Regions from separate parts of the Homo sapiens genome. Here region 1 is linked to region 2. Evidence: chromatin loops called from intact Hi-C (ENCODE). Cell type or tissue: endothelial cell of umbilical vein. All regions are shown on one strand. Each heading gives the region's core, and the rest is flanking DNA. Links, peaks and the distances in the headings are about the cores only.

Region 1 (11,390 bases), core at 1,719-9,718, 130 kb after region 2:
TGGGGTATAGATGAAACAGGACTGGCCATGTGTTGAGACTGTGGAATTGGGTGTCCTATTTCGACAGTCCATTATACTATTTCTCTACTTTTGTATATGCTGGAGAATTTCCATAATAAAAAGTTGTTTGTTTTTCTACAGATTGAGGGTAAAGAAAAATGAACCCAAAAGGTTTTTGTTCAAATGTACTAAAATAATATTTACTTTAACAAAGCCTTCATTTTAAAGCTCATTTTTGAGGAGCAATCGTAAACATTCCATAAACTAGGATAATTCATACTTGACTGTTTCCAGATAAAAACATTCACATACGCTAACTTAGGGAAAACTGAACCACCCAACAACAGGAAACCCTGGAATGGCATCTCACTGGTTTTCATGGCAGGTTACCAGTTTTACCTTACAAAGACGTAACATACAAACCACTAGGGTCAGCTTGATGAACTGAATGAAAGGTAATGCAACCCCAATGTCTGACAGTTTTCAAATGGAAGAAAATGAACTGTATCCATTATGAAAATCCATTATCAGCTAGAAGGAAAATACCTGTAGTTGCTGAAATAACCAAATGCCAAAGATAAAGGACATGGAGTTGCCAACTAAAACTGGGAGAGAAAGCATAGAATTCTGTCCTTGAATAACCTTTTCAAATAATAGCACATTTTTAGATGTGTATAGTTGACCAAAGATTAAGCGGTTAGACATTATAAACACAGATTAAATGCTATTTTGATGGCTGCTATTAAAAACGAGTGCTAGTAAGTCACTGGGGAGCCAGTCCTCCAATTCAAAGATGGTACTGATTGATGGTCAACCTTTGGAAAACCAGTTTTCGAGAACTCATACAGGGTAAGAAATAAGGACAGAGAAAAGACATCGTGACTGGTTTTCTCTACCCTGAGTTGGATGCCAACACGCTGAATTTAAAGGAATGGAGTTCAAGGAATTGTCTGTACTTTTAGGGAGTAAGGTCATATGTTCTGGATCTATTCATCCATTCAAAAGCAAATTTACTGAGCATCTACATAAGATGAATAAGGCACAGTTGTCCTTCCTCCAAATTGTTCACAGTGTGGCAGGGAAATCAGACACAAACATAAGTAACTGTAATTCAAAGCGAGAAGTATGGTATTATCTGTAAGGGCTTATGGTGACCTACAGAGAAAGTACCAAAGTCTGTAAGTATGATGTGACAATGGCACTAACTTAGTCATGTGTGACTGAGATACAGAAACACAGAAGCATGTATTATATTATGGGGCTTAAAGAGACTGGAAAACAGGTATGTCTTCACACAGAACACAGATATGTTTTTGCCATATTTTTGGAAGAGGGATTCATAGGAATAATTTCAAAATCTTTGAAGTTTATAAAAATAAAAATGGAGTTAGTGGAAGCAACTTCTTATACCTCTCATGAGGAATATAGCCCTTCTAATTCTAGTTATTCACAAAATGGATGTTTAGGGGAATCATTGTGCTTATGTGGTTATAACATCTCTTGGCACACTTCCCTAGTTAGATAGTGCCAGGGGTGGAGTTGACTTAAAATAGAGGGTAAAGTAAGAGAAGAGAGAAAAAGAAGAAACCAGCAGAGAGTTTTAAATGATACCTTAACTTTTAAAACTATTGGCTAAGTTGCAGATATTTTAAGAAGCTGAGAAAAGAACAAAAGGGAGGAAAATTAAGCCCTTAATACCAGGTTCAATTGACTGCCGGACCCTCCTCCACGCGTAACCAACCTCCCTATGTATTAAACGTTTAAGGGGAGCCTCGGGAGAAAAGAAAAAGCAAGGGCTCTGTAGCCCTCTTTAAAACAAGAATAGGAAAACATGTTTCTGGGATCTTCTAAGCTTCAGGGGTTTTCTAGCTGTCTACAAAAGTCACCCTAGTAAACAGTCTCTGACACCAAATTTCAAATCCCTTTACAAGCTGAGTCCTCAGAGCTCCAACTTCTACATTGTACAAAGACTATGGAACAAGTACATGGTTTCCAGCAGAGTCAAGATTAGAGAGACTCACTTCTGGTTACTAACGACACCAGTGTGTCCCTTAGGATGTCAAAGGGCAGAAAGAGGCAATGAAGAAGAGTAGGGGAATCAACTGAAGCTCCTTTTGAAAGTGTGTAAGGAAACAAGCATTTCTGTTAAGAGGTAGACAACAGGATCAGAAACAGAAGTACTTCACTTTGGAAACCAATGTCTGAATTATGAGTACAAATGGCATGTAATTTAAACAAAACCTAGAGTTTGAACTAAATGTGCTGTAAACACAGGCAGGTGACAATTGAAACATCTGGTCTCACTGAGATCTTATACTAATTACCAGACGTTTTCTGGAGTCAACCCACCAACAATTAAGGTCTTCTGCTTGCTATTGCTTGGTTGCGCCCCATTTAACTTCATAGTTGTTAATAATCAAGTGCTTCCATATAACAACCAGGATTTGGGGGCTGGGGAGAGGAACAACTGCCAAGTAGTCTTAGGACAACTCTGCTCGAACCACTGTAACAAAGAAAACCCCTAACAGTGTCTTCAACTGGGAGACTAAAAAAAGGTACAGTAATATTCTGAAAGTCGAACTGTTAACCAATAGTTATTACTTAAGATATCAGATGAATATATTATCTCCATGAGAAAGGTTTATTATTCCAGGTTCATAGAGTTTGAGACTAGAATACAAAGGTGTTTATAATTGGTAAAAATAGTATTTAACAAGCTAAAATGATAACCATACTCTTTGAGGTAGACTTTTGGGGCTTTGATCACCTATTTATTCATTTGTTGGTATGGATCTATAATTGGCCATACCAACCATTCATTTTGACACATGTCTTGAGTCTGTTTCTCAAATTCTCACAAGAGCACCGCAATACTGCTCTCTTCCTAATTAACTGCCAAAGCATATAGATAATGCTTTTAGTTGTTGACTTAGAAAATATGTACTAAAAACATGTAGTTGTACTGTTCTTGCCAGGGATTACAAACTTAAACTCACAGCTGTCCTATCCTTATCAACTCGGTAGAAAGATAGACAAGCAGAGTACATCTATTCCTTTAGATAATCTAAATTATGCAAATGCAACAAGCTAAACCATTAGAAAGCCACATAGATTCCATTGCTTTGATCTCTTATAGAAATGCTTTTACTGTAATGTTTTCTTGCTACCAGCCTACCTATGTTTTGCAAATCAGCTGAACTTTAATATTGTATCTCTTCTAAGCACGCTGTTAAAAATTTTGTACACAGTGTCACACTTCTTTTATGAAGACTATGGGGGAACTGTCTCCTCCCGTCTTAGCAGGAGGAAAAGCTGGGCTTCTAAAAAACAAACTTGTTACCCTATTTATATGACTTTTGTTACTGATTGTGAATCCTTTTTGCTCTGGCTGCTGGGAGGTTACAGATAAGTTTGCAGCTCCCATCAGCAAATGTACAAGATTGTGGGGTGTGCATTAGTATAAATCTCATCCTTAGCTTTATTATTTTCCTCCCATTGTTTTCCCTTCATGTATTTCATTCAACTTATTTATCTCATCCTTTGCATATGCTTTTCTGTAAACTACCTCAACATGATGATTTTTATCATCTATCTATCTATATAAATCATGTTGAGGTAGTTTACAAATATATATATATATATAGAGAGAGAGAGAGAGACAGAGAGAGAGGAGAGATGAGAGACTATACTACTTTTATTTATGAAAGCCACCATGGCGTACTATTGCTTACTGGCTTTTGAGTCTCAGAGTCTAACATGTACTCATGGAATAAATTGCTAGCTCTTTAAGAAAAAAAAGGATACTTATTCCAGACCACAGTGACTTTTTAAGCTTCATTTGTGTGGGAAATGGCATATACAGGAAACAAAACGGGGGAGGTATCTTCCTCACTAGAAGCATAAAGCAGGGTGGGTAAAGGCAGACGCTGGAGTTCAACTTGGCTGGGTTCCAATCCTGGAAGTGCCCCTGACCAAAGATGTGAACTTTCCTCAACTGAAAAATGGGCTATTTAGTATTTAATTCACAACACTGTCATTGGGATTAAATGAAATAATGTATTAAAGTATTTAGAACACTTCCTGGCACATGGTAAATACTCACTAAATATCAGCTATTAATTAACTGAGTGAATTCAATCACTTCAGAGTCTTCAGGAAAGGGAAGGTCTGAAGATCAACCAAAGGTAGAAGAATGAGGACAAGAAGGAATAGAAATTAATGAACTGTACTCATCCAAGGTGAGATTATAAAGTAACCAGACTGGCTTAGCTTCTCTTAGCTTAATTTATCATCCGTGTAAAATGCATTGTAAATTCCAAGGTCACAGATCCACTGTGAGTGATGTACAAGTACCCAGCATAAAGTCTTGCACATAGTAAATTTCGCTACACATTTACAACTTTAGAGTTAATTTTCTGTATAAGAAGTATCCTAATGCATGACAAAGAGAAATAGGTTCATAGCCTTCAAATAAGGAACTGATAGCTGTAGAAGAGAAGAAAACATCACAAATAAAAATTGATCACCAATTAAGAAACTTTGGTCTATTTATAGATCGTTTGTGGCTTTGGTCTATGTGAAAGGAAGATAGCACTGACAGAAAATCCTGATACCTCAGTCGATTGGAAAGTCATTTTCAAAATGTACAAACAGCCTCTTAGAATGAAGGATGGGGTAAATCTGGGAGGTCTGGGACCAACTAACTAGGTTACCTGGTTAAGATACTTAGTTCTTAGAAGGTACTCATGTTAGTACAATGAGACTGCTGGTTTGGGTGATCTCTTCTTTCCTTTCTACTGCCTATTTCATTAAGAAATTTCCCTGTTGACCGAACAGGTGATTGCATGAGGTGGTCAGGCTAGCTCTCAGCACGGCACATGATTCGATTTTTTAACCAGTCATTTTACATTTTAGAGTTATGCTGAGAACACAAAGAGTTCCTTTTATGCTGGTTGCTATGCTTGGACAAGTTCATTAGTGACATCAGATAGCAGTTTCTATTTAGAGAAACTATCTCTGAACATATGAAATTGACAGCTCTTCCAAACCCAGAAGCTCACTACATTTTCTGATGCGGACATGTTTTTGGCTGTAGAGAAGACTGAGAGACAAAGCGCCTGTCTTCTTGCATCCCGGTGTCTCCCGAAGCAGCAAGGTGTTTAGCATTCAGGGCAGTTTGGATTGGATTACTGTGGTCATTTACATAGATACTGTATTTATGCTCTTTGATGTCCCCTTTCCCAGCCTGCTCCCTAAATTTCCCTTTGAGGTCACTGGCCCAAATGACCCAGTGATTGCCAGAGAGGCAGGCATTTCATTGCACAATTAAGATGCTGACAACTGCCTCAGGGCAGGAAATAGGGAACAATGAAACTAGGTTAGGAAATAAAAATACAACAAAAGAAGAAAAACAGTCTTAAATATTATACTGAAAAGAAATACTATGTGAAATAACAGAAAACACCATCAACAGCCAGAGATCATGAATGGGAAAGAAAAAGGAAGATGGTATGTTTTAAAGTTGAAGGAAACACGGACACTTTGATCCTGGGATCTGAAAGAATGCAAAGCTGGCCTGCTGGAGTTTACTCCTCAGTAGGTAAGCCTCTGAAGTACTTTCATCTGATCAGAAACCAGGGTCAGCAGTAAAAGGAGTTTCAATAATACAACCTTATTTGTGCTAAGGAGATTTTAGTTTTTATCTTACATACCCTGGAATTATCTACATTGCACATTGATTTAATTGCAGGTAAATTCCATAATGTCTCCCCTCCAGATGAAGTAAATACCACTCTGGAATATCGGTCACCTGGTGATATGAAAAAAAAAAGGAAAGAAAAAGGTTTATAAATTATTCATTTATTTCATAAGACTCAGGATTTGGAAATAATTCAAACTGGGAAACCACATGGATGATTCATTAGCAGCAGGAAATTCTTTCCTTTGATAAATTCCAGGAGAAAATGTTAAAAGAAAAAAAAAAGCAATGCCATAATATTGTCTTAGCGCAAAGCCTTTGTCTACTCACTACATCTTAAAATTGTATGAATTATATAGCAAATCTATTTTTGGTCAGACTATAGGAAGAAAAATCCACAGGAATTTACAACAGGAAACGAATTGAATATATCCCTCTTAATTTCACAACACATCACCCTAATACAAAAAGATGCACTAGGGAATACCAAGAATGGATTATAGGGATGTTCTCCCTGGCAGCTAACTAGAGAGGAGAGATGGTGGGTGATCTATTTAAAATCGCTAAAAACAGCCAACTAAGTACAGAATGCTGGCCACATTCTGGTCGAGTACATGGTCTCTCTGGTACACTAGAGGCTAGAAAAAATATTTTGAAAATCAGATTAACAAAAAAATATGTTTCTGAATAAGGGAGGTTGTATGATATACCAGAAAGAGCATGCATGGTCTTTAAAGTCAGATTAGGATATAACCAGGTCCTGTCATTTACTAGCTACGTGACCTTAGGCAACTAACAACTTCTCTGAGCCTTGGTTCTTCATTTGTAAAATGCAGACAGCAATATCTATCTCAAATAGCTGTGAGAATTAAATGAGATAATAATAGATGCCCAACAATATTGTTTCTGTATCCTCAGAACAGAAACAATATGAACCACGTATTAAAGAATATGAACCACATAAAACAAAGAAGATTAATTTTATGATAGTTAAAATGTCTAATTGTGCTAACAAATAAGCTGGTAAATTTATGAATAAAGCTTTATTATAAAAGTTTTTATTTATGATCATGAAGTTTTGGCTATTATCTCATGTTGACTGATTTTGGAGAGCAAAATCAGCCTGGTAGAAACTGAAGCATTTCATTTACATAGAGCTGGTAATGGCTTTAGTCAAGGCAGAATCTACTTATGAGACAGCATTTACTGTTGACTATTGAAATGTAATGTTTTTCCTGGTTAAGATCATAACTAACAGATGTTGGTTAAGCAATAATATATACTAATACTTTGATTGAGAGAAATAAACCAGCCAGAACATGCAAGTAACCAGAGTTCAATTTCCTAATGTTTTTTAAGAGAAGAGACAGAAAAGGAAACATGTATTGCTTCCTGGGATCAGTATAAGGTTCTGCCTCATCTCCTACTATCTATTACTATACAGAGTAAGTGATCAAAATAAAGACCCTGAGACTTGGTAAACTCCAGAAACATCAAAGATCCAATCAGGTCATCTAGTGTTCTAATAAGACAGGAAAAAATACATTTAAGAGGGATTTTCAACACCAACAGCAAAAGCTGAAATCAAAAGAGCTTTAATGTTAATATTCACTTAATTAAAAATTATACTATCCACAATTCCTCAATCCTAATCACTATGGCTAATCAATGGCTTACATACTTATATTCATGTCCTCTAGGCTGTGCCTTCCTTCTTCTCTGGCAGCTGCAGAGTAATCAGGCTGACTCCATGTTACAGCAAATTTTGGGTAGTGAATTTGTTGCCAACATTTAGAGAATTAATGGCTCCACATTCAAATCTGGATTCTTGGCCAGGTGCGGTGGCTCATGCCTGTAATCCCAGCACTTTGGGAAGTCAAGGCGGTATGGTCACCTAAGTTCGGGAGTTCGAGAGCAGCCTAACCAACACGGATGGAGAAACCCCGTCTCTACTAAAAATACAAAATTAGCCAGGCATGGTGGTGCATGCCTGTAATCCCAGCTACTCGGGAAGGCTGAAGCAGGAGAATCGCTTGAACCTGGGAGATGGAGGTTGTGGTAAGACAAGATTGCGCCATTGTACTCCAGCCTGGGCAACAAGAGCGAAACTCTGTCTCAAAAAAAAAAAAAATTCTGGGTTTTTGACCTCTGGCAAGTTCTTGCAACATTTGGGCCCTCATTTCTAGAACCCCATCTTTTGTCGCGGCTAAGTAGCAGCCGATTTCTTTCGACAGGGCAGATGTTCCTTAGTGTTCCACAATCACCATCACTTCTCCTGTCACACCTAGCTAGCTTTATTCACTTGGATTATATGCCAGGCCCCTGAGGCATTCAAACTTTGAACCTCTAGACTTTATTTTTTTCACCTCTCTACCTCTACTGCCTAGTGATGAGGTAACACACAGAAGGCTCTTAATATAGTATTGCTTTTTGAATGAATCAGAACTTTAAGCCATTTTCTGATTCACTTTAGAATGAATTGGAACTTTAAATAATTTTTTAATAATTCAACAGATTATTTCAAGGTTCAATGCAAAAATATGTACCTGTACTTGATCTAGAAATAAATAGTACAAGGAATTTTTAAAAAGACTTGAAATGTTGGGCAAGGTCAAGAATTTCATTAGATTTATATCTTCCTTAAAATAAGAAAACTCAATCATTACTTTTTCATTAATTTTAATAATATAATAAACTCAGACTAGTAGTTGACTAAACTAGAGAAGTAAAAGAAAAAGTTAATTAGCCAAAATTTCTTTAGGTTCAACAGCAACAGTGAAGCTGTGTGACTAGCCACACACGGCTATCAGTCTAGACTGTGATCATGTTCAATTTTAAATGCGAGCAAACTGCTGAGTGGTTTGTTCATCTACAATGTCACTCACTTGGAACGTCGCAGAAAAAGCTGTCCTTGTGGAAGTTCCAGTCAACTTCTCTTTTCTCTCTTTCATAATGATCATCTGACCATCTATCATCCCGATGGCTGAAATGGAACGACAATTTGATCTTCAATAAAGTTCTCGTTATTTCAAAGCTGATAAGCATACTGGAAACATTACTTCCTCAAAGCCATGACCTGCTTAGTCCTTGATATTAAGTTGAAAGGATTAGAAGAAGCAACCAACATTAATTTTCTCACTTCTAAAAAAGAAAAAAAAAAAGAAAATCTCACCTTTTCATCCTACTACAACAAAATCTTCAAACACAATGACAAGTTAAGCAAATTCAGTGGCAAAGATTTTGAGCCACACATTTTACATTTAAATTTTTTGTTTAGGCAGTATTTGAAGAGGAATTCATTCAGCAATGTTTTGTCTAAAAGTTATATAAAAATAAATAATTGATTACCTTTTGGCTTGTTCATCTGCATATTTAAAGGGATAATTTGCTAATGTTGCTTTGTATCCTGTATTTTTCACCATATTATTCCATGTGACCAATCTCTGGCCTATTGCTGTTCCTCTTGGTTCAAAACCCTAAGGCAAAATTACAGGTGCTCATTAGTATATTTCATTTCAGGCTAAGTACAGTTACAATAAAAGCTTGGGAAAGCAATGTCAAAGTGATATATAGCTTTCAACAGAAAATATAGCTGTTCCTCACAGCTACTCCAGAGGTGACTGCATTAAAACAAGATGCCTTGACATGATAATCATCACCTATTTGCTGTGACAAAACAGTTTGATTCTTTGGTATGTTACATGTCTAAAGAAAGTTTATCTTTCCAACTCATGCCTAAGCATTTAGTAAATACTTACTTTTATCTTATAAAAATTATGATCAAATTAAATCATGTTACGCACTGTATTTTTACAAAGAGTGTTTCATTATCCTTGATCATATTTTCCTCATTATTCCACTCCAGAGAAACATTTACTTAAAAACAGACTCTGTGATCTGTTAGTAATACTGAAATTCCTTTAACTTCTTTGGGAGAAAACAGAGACAGTGTTAAAGACTTTATGAGAATAATTTTGTAGAAGGCAGATTCTCCAATTTATTGCTTTTTAGCTTAAACATGGGGACCAAGAAGCAAACCTTCCAGATTTTTGAGGGTAAACAAGTTCCTTGACCTTTTAAGAACCTGATAATACAGATAAAGTCATGTCTTTACTTTTCAGAAAGAGAATTGTTGCTTGAGAAGGTTTTTAAAGAAATGGGTTACTAAATAACATAATGCAACATGTATTAAAATACACAATATTTGGAGATGATTTTAGGCTAAAGAAAACATAAAAGTTAGTTACCAGCAATGGATCAGAGAAGTCAGGGAGCTCTGGCACTAATACTCCAACCAAGGCACAGACTACGATGAACATGGTGCACATGCCCAAGACCACCACCGGCCAGTCGGCTATCAGGGCTGCATAACTACAAAACACAAAGAAGTGTCGGCTATCAGAGCTGCATAACTACAGAAACACAAAGAAGGCACAAAGAAGGCCCTTCGCAGAAATATTTTTGGTACCTAAGACAGCAATTTATTAAATCCTCATATTGTAGACTACATACAGGTGTTTATCAATACAATATCTAATGGGATTATAAATATTTGTATGTAATTGTAGTAGAAAGTTACAAGATCATTGTCCCCTCATTTTTGTGATCAAGTAGCACTTTATGCCACAGGCTATTGAGAGTCAGAATAATGTTCATATATGACAAGTAACATTTTATATCTACATCTATGCCTGTAAAGAGATATAAAATACACACTTCATCAGTGGAAAGAAAATAAATTTTAACAGAGGATCCATACTCCAATCAGTGTCTTTCAGAACTTTTGTTTCTCTAGTTATTCCCTTTCTCCACACCTTTACTCTCAGAGTTCTTAAACAGTGAGAGTCTATAAACAGGTTCATACAGTTCAGATCTTAAAAATAACCAAACTAAGGGCTGAGCATGGTGGCTCACACCTGTAATCTCAGCACTTTGGGAGGCTGAGGCGGGTGGATCACAAGGTCAGGAGTTCGAGACCATCCTGACTAACACGGTGAAACCCTGTCTTTACTAAAAATACAAAAAATTAGTTGGGCATGGTGGCACACGCCTGTAGTCCTAGCTACTTGGGAGGCTGAGGCAGGAGAATCACTTGGACCCGGGAGGTGGAGGTTGCAGTGAGCTGAGATCATGCCACTGCACTCCAGCCTGGGCGACAGAGCTAGATTCTGTCTCAAAAAAAAAAAAAACTAAACTAAACACTTCCCATAAACCTGTAACTTTCCTTCTAGCTAAAACTACAGTGAGCATATCCACTAGATATGTGAGTTCCATGAGAGCAGAAATTCTTGTCAGTGGAAGTTGATCAATAACTATCTATTGACTAAATGAACAAACATCTGATGCTTGTACTCTCCAGCTACTACAATCTGGTTTTAGTCTCTTCCCACATGTGCAGAACTGTCTCTATTACCAAATCCTAACACTGGGCCCTTTCTTCCAGATGCGCTTCCCACACCCTCATTTGTTACCTCAAATTGAAAGATCTGTTTCTGTATCCCTTCCATGAGGTCCTGGATCACACGTTATTATTTTGGCACTTCCAAGTCTTGATATGAGCTGAGTACCCAACAGAAGCTGACTAAACTGAACGTTTTCTAAAATTCAAAATGCATCCTGCAAACTTCTGGCTTCTTGAATCTTTATTAGAAGAAAAGCAAGACAAAATATTTAACTTGTGGACCACTACTCT
Region 2 (11,390 bases), core at 1,065-9,064:
AAGAATTGGACAAAATACCCAGCAAAGCAAAAAGCAACCAATCGGAGGCTAGGAAGAAGCTACAGTTATATTCCTATGCAAATGAAGACTCGACAGGCCATCAGTCTGATGGGTTGTGGACAGCAGTCATTCAGAGGCTGGAGTGAACTTACAAAGTTGCAAATGAAGACTCACCTGCAGTCAGTCTGATTGGTTGCGGACAGCCAATTTCCCATCTGCCACACAGAAAAGGACAAAGGGAGTAGCGTCTGGTCCTTTTGTTACTTATGCATGGAAAGTTAGGATTTTCCTTTCAATTTAGTTCTGGGAAGTCGGTGTGAAACAGACTTAGGTTCCCTGCCTCCAGACCCTATTCTACTGCCTCACTCCCACATTGTTCCATTGTCAGGAATAAACGACTCTGGGGGTAAGGTGGACCTCCAGATGACGACGAAGGTAGAAGGGGAGGAGAGGCTGAGAGGCTAACCTGCCACTGGGACCCAGGGCCAAGGCCCTTTGTGATTGAGGGGAAGTGACCACAGATCAGCAGATGATGACTGAGAGATGGGCTGGAGCAGGACCGTGGTCCGGTCCTGAACAACACATGCAGCCATGCCCAGAGATGCTAGGCTTAGAGGCTAACATGCAGTAGACAGCTGCGTGGCCTTAAGTTACTTAACATCTCCGGGCTTCAGTTTCCTCATCCGTAAAATGGTACCTACAGTAATGGTACCCAGTAATAGTACCTACAAAAGACTGGGAGGATGAGGGAAGGGAGGGAGCTCCCAGCTGTGTGGGGAGGAGCATACGGGCGAGGGTAACCCCCCATATGGTATTATAGGGATTTGCGTCTATTTCTGTCCTCCCTCCAGACTCTAGCCTCATGGTTCTCAGACATGGGTATGCATCAGAATGACCCAGATGCATTAAAAACACTGCCAGGTCCCAGCCCCAGAGCTTCTGATTCAGCGGGGCTGGGGTAAGGCCCAGTAATTTGCATTGCTCGCTAAGCCCAGGTGCTGCTGCTGCTGCTTGTTCCCGGACTGCACTGTGGGCACCACTGCTCTGGAGTCTGCAGAGCTCCAGCAGGGACTCCTGTTGAGGAGAGACGGGCATATAGTGGGAGCCCAGGCCTAGGACGAGTAACTCTAGGACAAACAAAAATTCCAGATACAGTGCAAGAAGAGGTAGTGATGAATGAAAAAGCGATCACTCCAGCAGAGCTTTCAAGTCATGGTGGTTTATGAAGGGAGTTAGAATTGCACCTGGGGAGCAAGTGCTGAGGTTAATGGCAGTGCAATTCCCCGTCTGTTTTATTGGAACTGTTGTCAGAGGCAGAATGCTGGGCTGGAGGGACTGTGGCCCTAGCAATGTTTTGGACTTGACAATGCCCATTTGTTGGGCATGGTTCCGGTGGGATGCTGTATTATGCAGCTAGAGAATGTATTTGTCCTGGAAGAGTTCACTTTGTTCACTGCCCTCGAGCCTTTATCCAAGGCTAAACCCACATGCTGTACCTACTTTTGGAATTGGTCCAGGAATTTTATACCTGTGTGAATTTGGAGAAACTCTCTCAGACACCCATTTGGAAATGCATTAGTGTTTTTCTCAGTGAGTCCTCCATGCTTGCTGTTCCAATGGCCCTCCAGGTTTGGGCCCAGCACCTGCCAGGAGAAGCATTCCCTCTATAGCTTCCACCTGACCACAGCCAGCCCAAGCCCTGCTCAGAACCCCAGGCCTGCCAGCGAGCCTGTGACTGGAATTATCTATTAGGGATCAAGCATTAACTTGACACAGGAGCAGCCCTGGCTCAGCTGGAGGCATCCGCATGCTGTGGTGCCCCAGGAACAGAGGCACCCCTGAAATGCAAGCTGTGTGTTTGCTGCAGAGACACCATGGCCCATAACTCCCCAAGCATAAGTGAGCAGCTCTGCTGTCCAGGCAATGAAGTCAAGAAAGGGAACCAACCCAGCTAATGGCTGGGATTAAAGCTAAATGAATTCAGCTCAAATGAAAGGGATACTGACCCTTCTCCCTCTGGCCTCATTAACTTAATTAACAGTGCTTGGCAGGAGTATTGAAGCCTGCATTGATTGTTCTGTTTCTGTTTTTCCCCCTCAAAGCCCTAGATACAAGTTAAATCAGCCTTAATAATAAAAACCCAATACTCAACAGCCCTCAGATTTTCTTACCAGCCCTTCTTCCTCTAAGAGAATCACTTGGTTTCTGAGTTGGAGGGGATCCATTAGACCAACACTTCTCAGAGCATGGCCTGAGACCACTAGCTTCAGAGTAACTGGGATATGGCTATAAAATGCACTTTCCAGGCCTCAGAGGCCTGTGGAACTGGAATATTGAGAAGTCCAGTTTGGGTATTTGTAGTGGGTTTTGGGGGTTTAATTTAATTTTTTTAATTGTGGTAAAATAGACATATAATTTTCATTTTATAAAAAATGTCCATTTTAATAATTTTTAGGCAGACAGTTCAGTGACATTAAGTACATTCACTACTGTTTGTCTCCAGAATGTTTTCATCATCCCAGACTGAAACTCTGCCCATTAAACGCTAACTCCCCATCCTCCCCTCCCAGCCCCTGGTAACTTCTGCTCTGCTTCCTATCTCTGAATTTATCTATTCTAGATATCTTGTAAGTGGATTCATGCAATATTTGTTCTTTTGTGACTGGCTTATTTTACTCAGCATAATGTCTTCAAAGTTCATCCGTCTTGTACCGTGTGTCAGAATTCCATTCCTTTTTAAGGCCGAAAAATATCCCATTATATAGACAACAAATTTTGTTCATTTATTCATTCATTGGTGGATATTTGGGTTGTTTCCACCCTTTGACTATTGTGAGTGATACTGCTATGAATATTGGTGTGCAAATATCTGTTGAGCTTCTGCTTCCAGTTCTTTTGGGTGTACACCCAGAAGTGGAATTGCTGGGTCATGCGACAGTTAGTTCTGTGTTTCATTTTTTGAGTCAGTACTGTTTTTAAGCAGCCCACATGGTTCTAAGCTGCAGTCAGGGTTGCAGCCAGAAGACCAGGTGATCAGACTCTCTGCTGGTGGAGTCACCTGAAGACTCTGAACAACCCTGGATGCCCAAGCCACACTCCACACCAACTAAATTTGTAATTTTTTAAAGTCTCCTGGTGATTCCGGTGTGTAGCCAAGTTTGAGAACCATTGGTTTCCATCAGTGATTCTCAAATTTGAGTGTGTATAAAATTCACACAATGGCTAAGGATACAGATTCCTGAGAGAGCACACCACCACCCCCCCACCAACACCACAACCCCCACCGCCACCACCATCACCACCAACCACCGCCAATCCCAAAGAGGCTCATTTAATGCATCTGTGGTCAGTCTGGGCTTCCTGGGTCTGAAGACTTCCCAGGTGATTCTAGTGTGTAGCCAAGGCTGAGAGCTACTAATCTTGTTAAGTCTTTCAATGAAACATGAGAACACTGAGAGTGTGAAAGGTGACACACTCTGCCCAAGTCCCTGAGCTCGTTAGGTTCTGAGTCTGCACTCATTCCCAGGGCTGATTTTCAAGACAGTCCCACGGGTTCTCCATACTCAGCCTTGCAGGTGCAGGGGGTAGAATCTTATATAGAACCTGCATCTTTTCTACTCTTAATTTGAACTGTAATCCTTGAATTAGAGTGTAGTCAGTGCTGCTATAATGCTTGTTTTGGAATGTAAATTTGTTTCTAACGTGATTGATGTATTAGGGAACAATATTAATGTGTTAGGGAAGACTATTGATATGCTGGAGAATAATATTAACATATTCAAGAATGTGAATTTCACATTTGCTTATGTGCAATTTCTTGCATGTAAAGGCAGAAAACTGCACCCAGCTGTGCCAAAACACAAAAGAATACACAAAATACACCTCCAATATTAGTCAGCTACCTCATTCTCCATGTGTGATTTGAGCCACATGCACCCACATCTGTTGCTGTAACTTCCCCTCTGATATCAAACAACCCTTCTTCCCCCATTCACAATAACTCACTGGCGGAGTGCGGTGGCTCAGGCCTGTAATCCTAGCAATTCTGAAGGCTGAGGCAGGTGGATCACCTGAGGTCAGAAGATCGAGACCAGCCTGTGCAACATGGTGAAAGGCTATCTCTACTAAAAATACAAAAATTAGCCAGGCATGGTGGTGCACACCTGTAATCCCAGCTACTCAGGAGGCTGAGGCAGGAGAATCACATGAGCCTGGGAAGTGGAGGCTGCAGTGAGCTGGATTGCATTCCAGCCTGGGTGACAGATTGAGACTTCATCTCAAAAAATAAAAATAAAATAACTCACAAGCTGCAATCTTTCGGATGTCCACTTCCACAAGCAAACTGCAGGTCATTTTCAAAGTCAAGTGCTGTATTATGTATTTTTAAGAATTTAACTTGGCTAAAACTGTGCTACCTTAAGGGGGCTCCAATCCTTTTTTTTTCTTTTTCTTTTTTTTTTTTGTTTTAGACGGAGTCTTGCTCTTGTCGCCCAGGCTGGAGTGCAGTGGCATGATTTTGGCTCACTACAACCTTTGCCTCCTGGGCTCAAGGGTTTCTCCTGCTTCAGCCTCCCAAGTAGCTGGAATTACAGGCACCCACCACCACACACAGCTAATTTTTGAATTTTTAATAGAGATAGGTTTCACCGTGTTGTCCAGACTGGTCTCGAACTCCTGACCTCAGGTGATCCACCTGCCTCAGCCTCCCAAAGTGCTGGGATTACAGGCGTGAGCCACAGCGCCTGGCCCAATCCTTTCTTTATAGGCCACTGTTAAGTTTTCAAGTGTGAAACACCCTAGCTCTATTTTTCCCATGAGCCTTGTGGTTTTTATTGTGTGATTTTGCATAGTGTAATGACTTGTAAAAAGGAATGTATGTCACCTGATAGAAGAACTAACTGTAGATGTAATTATACACATTGCTTTTTAGCATCCTTTTAACAATGAGTGAGCAGCTCACTGCCCCCTTGAGAATTTTAGTTCCTGTCCCTCTCTTTCCTCCCTCTATAACCACTAGATGGCGCACTCCTCCGCTGGGGTCGGGCGCCTTTGCAGCGGCAACCTCAACAGCGTGGACGCCGTTCTTGAACTCTCGTCTCACTGAGGTTTGATTGGGTCTGGAACAACTTCACAGCCTGGTTCTCCTCTTTAGATTGGATTTCCCCAATCCCAGTGCTCATTCAAGATTTACTTCCGCCCACTTTAGCTCTGGCTTCTTTTTGGATGGTACTTCTTCCCAGGCTATCTGCAGGAACTGCCTCGCTGCACACACCTCTGCTCACCTGCTCACCTGGTTCCTCTGCTCACCTGTCCTGCCATTTAACCCACAGAGATCTACTTCAGAGACAAAAATCTCGTTATTTCATGCCTTTCTGTACTTCATAAAGAAATCTGTCTGCGTGGTATCTTTGTAATACGACATAAGCCCAGACAATGTTCTTTCACATCCATTTGTTCAGCTGGCCTTATCCACCTTACTTACTTACTTTCATTTTAGCTTCCCTATTAGGTACTTGAAAATTCAGTATCCTGGAACATATTTCGTTTGGGGCTGTCTTTCACTTATCTTTACCACAAATTCAAGGTCACCCAGTTTGGTGGCATGTTTGGGAACCGGCATTGAGTCATCCATAAAAACAAAGAATTTAAACTAAAAAATGTAACTGTTCTTCAGAGCTGGCATTCTCACTCCCATGTCTGCAGGGATTTCTCTGGTTTCATGAGATGAGAATTTCCTTCTCGTGTTTGGATAAAATAGCAGCTGCAAAACTGTCAGCAACTTGGGGTCCAAGTTTGTTCTTTCCTGCAAATACTGGTAGTTCAATATTGGAACATATTTATATCTTAGAGTCACTTAAAATCCTCATTTCTGAAATCAAATTTTCTATTCTCTTTTCTTCTAGAATAGAGATCAGCAAACTACGGTCTGTGTTTGGACTGCAAAACCTAAAATATTTACCCTCTGGCCCTTTAGAGAAAATGTTTTCTATCTCCTGTTCTAGAGCCTAAAGTGTGATTGTTTAACAGAAACTAAGGGTCCTCAATGTGACATGGAGATGGACAGGCCTCAGGAAGTCAGCAAATCCTCTGAAACTGGGTTCAAAATTTGGTTTGTGATGCAAATGTGCATTTTTATAGGAAAAAGGATCAAAGCTATCATCAGAGTCTCAAATGGGTCCAAGACTTCAAAAGGTTTAAAAACATGTTGTCTACTTATGGGCAGTGTGACTGAGCATGAGAGCCCACCATAACATCCTAGGTGTGAGCAATGAAGCCAACATGCTTACATGCCTTGTTAGGGCACTTCAGAATCTACTTCATACTATAAGATGTGGAAAAGGTTATGTGGAACCCAATACAAATATGGTCTTTCCATTACCATTTATTTTCCTCCTTGGGTGTCAAGGCCTGTTCTCCCCCACTATTCTTGTCTCATCTGAAGTACATCTTCAGACTCTTCACCCCAGGTACCACTGAGTAAGGGCTCATGCTTCCTACCACACACCCTTATCTCTGCCTCCCAGGATTATATCAGCTTCTAGAATCACAGCCTTCCAATTGCACGCCAGGAACCCTGGAGCTGGATTTAGGGCCCATTGCAATAACTGCCTCTCATCTCATCCATTGTGACATCTGTCCCTCTCTTCATAGATTCTATTCTGCCCTTTTTAGGTTGGTTTATCATCATGATGCATATTTGATATTATTGAACACTGTGGGGTGTCAATGCTAAATGTGTAATTGAGGATGGCAGGGACAGAGCAGAGCACCTCCCATGGCACCTGAGAAAGCCTGTCCCAAACCTTGGAGGTAGGAGGGATGGTGCTTGCCTTTAGGAGTTTCTTCTGAACTGTAACACCCTCATCTGCCCTGATTGGTTTCTATTTTCTTTCAATAATTCTTCATTTTATCTATTGAGATCACTTTGAACTTTTATCCCATTTTCCAAAATGCAGCCTCCTGCCTGTGTGTGTCATCTATAAATACAAGGTCATTACCTCTGAGGCCCATTTGAAGCCACAAGAAATTCACTGAGACAGAAAGTGGCTACTTTGTTTGCATTACTCAATCTCATCACCTACAAAAGAAACAAACACTGGCCAGGCACATGCCTGTAATCCCAGCAGTTTGGGAGGCCGAGGTGGGCTGATTGCTTGAGCCCAGGAGTTCGAGACCATTCTGGGCAATATGGCAAAACCCTGTCTCTACAAAAAAAGTACAAAAATTAGCTAGCATGGTGGTATGCACCTGTGGTCCCAGCTATTCAGGAGGCTGAGGTAGGAGGATCACTTGAGCCCAGGAAATTAAGGCTGCAGTGAGCTGTAATCGCACCACTGCACTCCAGCCTGGACAGCAGAGTGAGACCCTGTCTCAAAACAAAACAATCACAAACTATGTAGATGGAAAGAATACATAGGATTCGCAGAATTCCTGGCTTTAGTCATCAGAGTGCCTGTAAGGAATGTGGAAAAAGACCTGGAAGCTTTACCTCTCGGCACTGCAGCACTGTCAGACCCAGGCCTCTGTTTTATAACAAATATTTGAAATGACCTCTTTATTATTTTGAAATGACATTCATAGCTGTAACATAATCCACCTACATACATAATTTTATAGAAATCAATATACTGTCCTAACTTGGATATAAAAAAGAAATAAAAGGGGAAGTAATTTATAATGAGTTGGTACATGTCTCAATGTGTGAATGCTTATGTGCAACTAGAAGATGAAATGAGTTAAACACTCACACCTACTTATAAAGAAGATGCTTGGATTTAGGAGAAGTAAAATAATATTCAACTGACCCTTCTTAAACATTTTTTTTCCAAGGCAGGGTCTTGCTCTGTCGCCCAGGCTGGAGTGCAGTGGCACAAACACAGCTCACTGCAGCCTCAAACTCCCAGGCTTAAGCTATCCTCTCACCTCAGCCTCCCGAGTAGCTGGGACTACAGGTATGCACCACCATGCCCAGCCAATTTTTGCATTTTTTGGTAGATATGGGTTTTTGCCATATTGCCCAGGCTGGTCTTAAACTTCTGGGATCAAGTGATCTACCTGCCTTGGCCTCCCCAAGTGCTGGGATTACTGGAGTGAACCTCCACACCCTGCCTCTTCTCAAACTTTTTTATTACACTTGACATTTTGAAATGAGGACTAAGTAAATTTGCTCACACATAAATGCTACCACCATATGATGCAGATGGGCACTGTTTGTGACATTGTTTGATTCTCCACAGAGGCACTGGCCATCATGAAGTGATTTTCTGAAATGGTGAATAACACTGTCAATAAAAAAAAGTCAAACTCTGCAAAATATTTCGAGAGTTTATTCCAAGCCAAATGTGAGGACCATGACCTGTGACACAGCCCCAGGAGGTCCTGAGAACATGTGCCTAAGGTGTTCAGGCTACAGCTTGGTTTTGTATATTGTAGGGAGACACGAGACATCAGTCAGTCTATGTGGGGTATGCATTGGTTTGTCCGAAAGGTAGGACAACTCAAAGCCTGGGGCTTCCAGGTCATAGGTGGATTGAAAGACTTTCTGACTGGCAATTTGCTGAAAGAATCAAGTTTTTATCTAAAGGCCTGGAATCAAGGGGTTGTGAAGAAAGGTTCTTATGCAGATGAAGCCTCCAGGTAGCAGGCTTTAGAAAGAATAGATGGTAAATGTCTCTTTCATGAGAACTAAAAATGTGCCAGACTCTTAATTAAATCCCTCCTGGATCAGGAAAAGACCTGGAAAGGGAAGGGGATTCTCTACAGAATATAGATTTTCCCACAAGAGACAACTGTGCAGCGCCCTCTCAAAATATGTCAAAGAAATGTTCTATTTTGGGGTAAAATATTTAAATTTCTTTCAGGTCCTGCTATCTGTTGTGTTGATATCTTTTTATTTTATTTTATTTTATTTTATTTTATTTTATTTTATTTATTTTATTTTATTTTATTTTATTTTATTTTTGAGACAGTCTCACTCTGTTGCCAAGGCTGGAGTGCAGTGGCATGATCTCGGCTTACTGCAACCTCTGCCTCCTGGGTTCAAGTGATTCTCATGCTTCAACCTCCCAAGTACAGATGCCACCACCCCGCCCGGCTAATTTTTTGTATTTTTAGTAGAGACGGGGTTCCACCATATCAGCCAACCTGGTCTTGAACTCCTGACCTCAGATGATCTGCCCACCTTGGCCTCCCAAAGTGCTGGGATTACAGGCATGAGCCACTGTGCCAGGCCTGTTGTGTTGGTATCTTATTGCTACAAAGAGTCTGTTCTATCAGTCTGAAGATCTCTGTTTTAATGTTAACACTGGTCAGTTGTGCCTGAATTCCAAAGGGAGGAGGGTATAATGAGGCGTGTCTGACCCCCTCACCTTTCCCATCATGGCCTGAACTAGTTTTTCAGGTTTTTTTTTGGAATGTGCTTGGCCAAGAGAGGGGTGCATCAGTCAGTTGGGGAGCTTAGAATTTTATTTTTGGTTTATAACACTTTATTAAGGTCCAAACTAAACAAGGTAGTCTTTCCTAGATTGACACAGTAGTTGCATTCCTGAAAAATTCAGTATATATTAAAACCGTGCAAAAACTATTTTGTTAGCATGTAACACAAAGTTAGGTTCTGAGGGAATTTTGAGCAAGTTTTTGACCCTTGGGGACTTTGGGCAGGACATCCTACAGCTGTGTGGATGCTGGCTGATTCTGCATGGTACGGGACTGTCATGCACGTGTCAACCAAAAATTAAATTCTAAGGCCCCACAACCATCTGAATGGACTTTCTTTCTCTTCTTTTTCATTTCTTTTCTTTTCTTTTGAGATGGAGTCTCTCTCTGTCACCCAGGCTGGAGTGCAATGGCACAAGCTCAGCTCACTGCAACCTCTGCCTCCTGGGTTCAAGCAATTCCCCTGCCTGAGCCTCCTGAGTAGCTAGGATTTCAGACACGTGCCACCATGCCTGGCTAATTTTTGTATTTTTAGTAGAGATGGGGTTTCACCATGTTGGCCAGGCTCGTCTCAAACCCCTGACCTCAGGTGATCCGCCTGCCTCAGCCTCCCAAAGTGCTGGGGTTACAGGCGTGAGCCACCGTGCCCGGCCCATCTGAATGGACTTCCTTCTAGGTCAGGGCACTCTAAAATTTAACCTAAAAGTCTGGTTTAGGCCATGATGGGAAGTGGAGGCTGAAAATGCCTCATTATACCCGTCAGCATTAACATCAACACAGACCTTAAGTCTGATGAGAGGCATTTATATTATATTCTCTGTAGCCTGCTACCTGGAGGCTTCATCTGCATGATCAAACTTTGGACTCCACAACCTCTTATCACAACCCAGACATTCTTCCCTATTGATAACTCTTTTTTTCTTTTTTTGAGATGGAGTCTTGCTCTGTCACCCAGGCTGGAGTACAATGGCACAAGCTCAGCTCACTGCAACCTCTGACTCCTGGGTTCAAGCAATTCTCCTTCCTCAGCCTCCTGAGTAGCTAGGATTTCAGGCATGCGCCACCATGCCTGGCTAATTTTTGTATTTTTAGTAGAGATGGGGTTTCGCCATGTTGGCCAGGCCGGTCTCCAACCCCTGACCTCAAGTGATCCACCTGCCTCAGCCTCCAAAAGTGCTGGGATTGCAGGCGTGAGCCACCATGCCTGGCCTCTATTGATAACTCTTTCAACCAATTGCCAATTAGAAAAATTTTAAATCTACCTATAAATTGGAAGCTCCCTCGCCCCTCCAGTTGTCTCATGCTTCTGGACCAGACCAATGTATATCTTAAATGTATCTGACTGATGTCTCATGTCTCCCAAAAATGTATAAAACCAAGCTGCACCCTGACCACCTTGGGCACATGTTCTCAGGGTCTCCTGAGGGCTGTGTCACAGGTCGTGGTCCTCACATTTGGCTTGGAATAAACCTCTTTAAATATTTTACAGAGTTTGACTCTTTTTTATTGACAGCGTTATTCACCATTTCGGAAAATCACTTCATGATGGCCAGTGCCTGTGTGGAGAATCACATATGTGGCACTCATATTTAGCTCAGAATAAATCTCTTCAAATATTTTACAGTTTGGCTCTTTTCATTGACATACATTATCATGACATCTTGATTACAGGGGTGATACCCACCCCTATCACTGTGACAACCAAAAATCATCCCTGCAAAATTACAGTTTCCTAGGAGGCAGCTGTCCCCATCAAGAGCCACGGCTTTTAGAGTGTTACAGATAAAATGCACTGAGGCAAAGGTCCTCGAACAGATCCAATCCCTTTATCTTTCTGTTGATGGCAGTGTTGTTCATTCAACATACTCTTTCCTTTTTTTCTTTTCTTTTCTTTTTTTTTTTTTTTTTTTTTGTGAACACCATGCTTCTTTCTGTTTGCTGTATGGAGAATATAG

The links. Peaks named below come from ENCODE experiments on the same cell type or tissue, not always from the same donor. Only the 100,000 strongest peaks of a DNase experiment are listed, where the experiment ranks them.
Region 1: it touches region 2 in a loop (2.3-fold over the local background); 1 of 110 quality-filtered maps calls a loop at or near these places.

Annotation. Positions count from the first base shown.
Region 1 is chr1:222,989,304-223,000,693 of GRCh38, reverse strand. DISP1 (dispatched RND transporter family member 1) reads right to left here. Exons shown (of 9, transcript NM_001377229.1): 5 at 9,946-10,069; 6 at 9,047-9,174; 7 at 8,584-8,681; 8 at 5,712-5,809. Among named protein-coding and RNA genes, the nearest start is that of TLR5, 150 kb to the left of the region's middle. In endothelial cell of umbilical vein, for the core only: no CTCF peak of the experiment used is centred there; DNase peaks (open chromatin) are centred at 3,913, 5,383 and 5,973; H3K27ac peaks cover 1,983 bases.
Region 2 is chr1:223,117,520-223,128,909 of GRCh38, reverse strand. All of the region lies in intron 5 of TLR5 (toll like receptor 5), which reads left to right. Among named protein-coding and RNA genes, the nearest start is that of TLR5, 20 kb to the left of the region's middle. In endothelial cell of umbilical vein, for the core only: a CTCF peak has its summit at 5,005 (motif pointing right); a DNase peak (open chromatin) is centred at 5,039.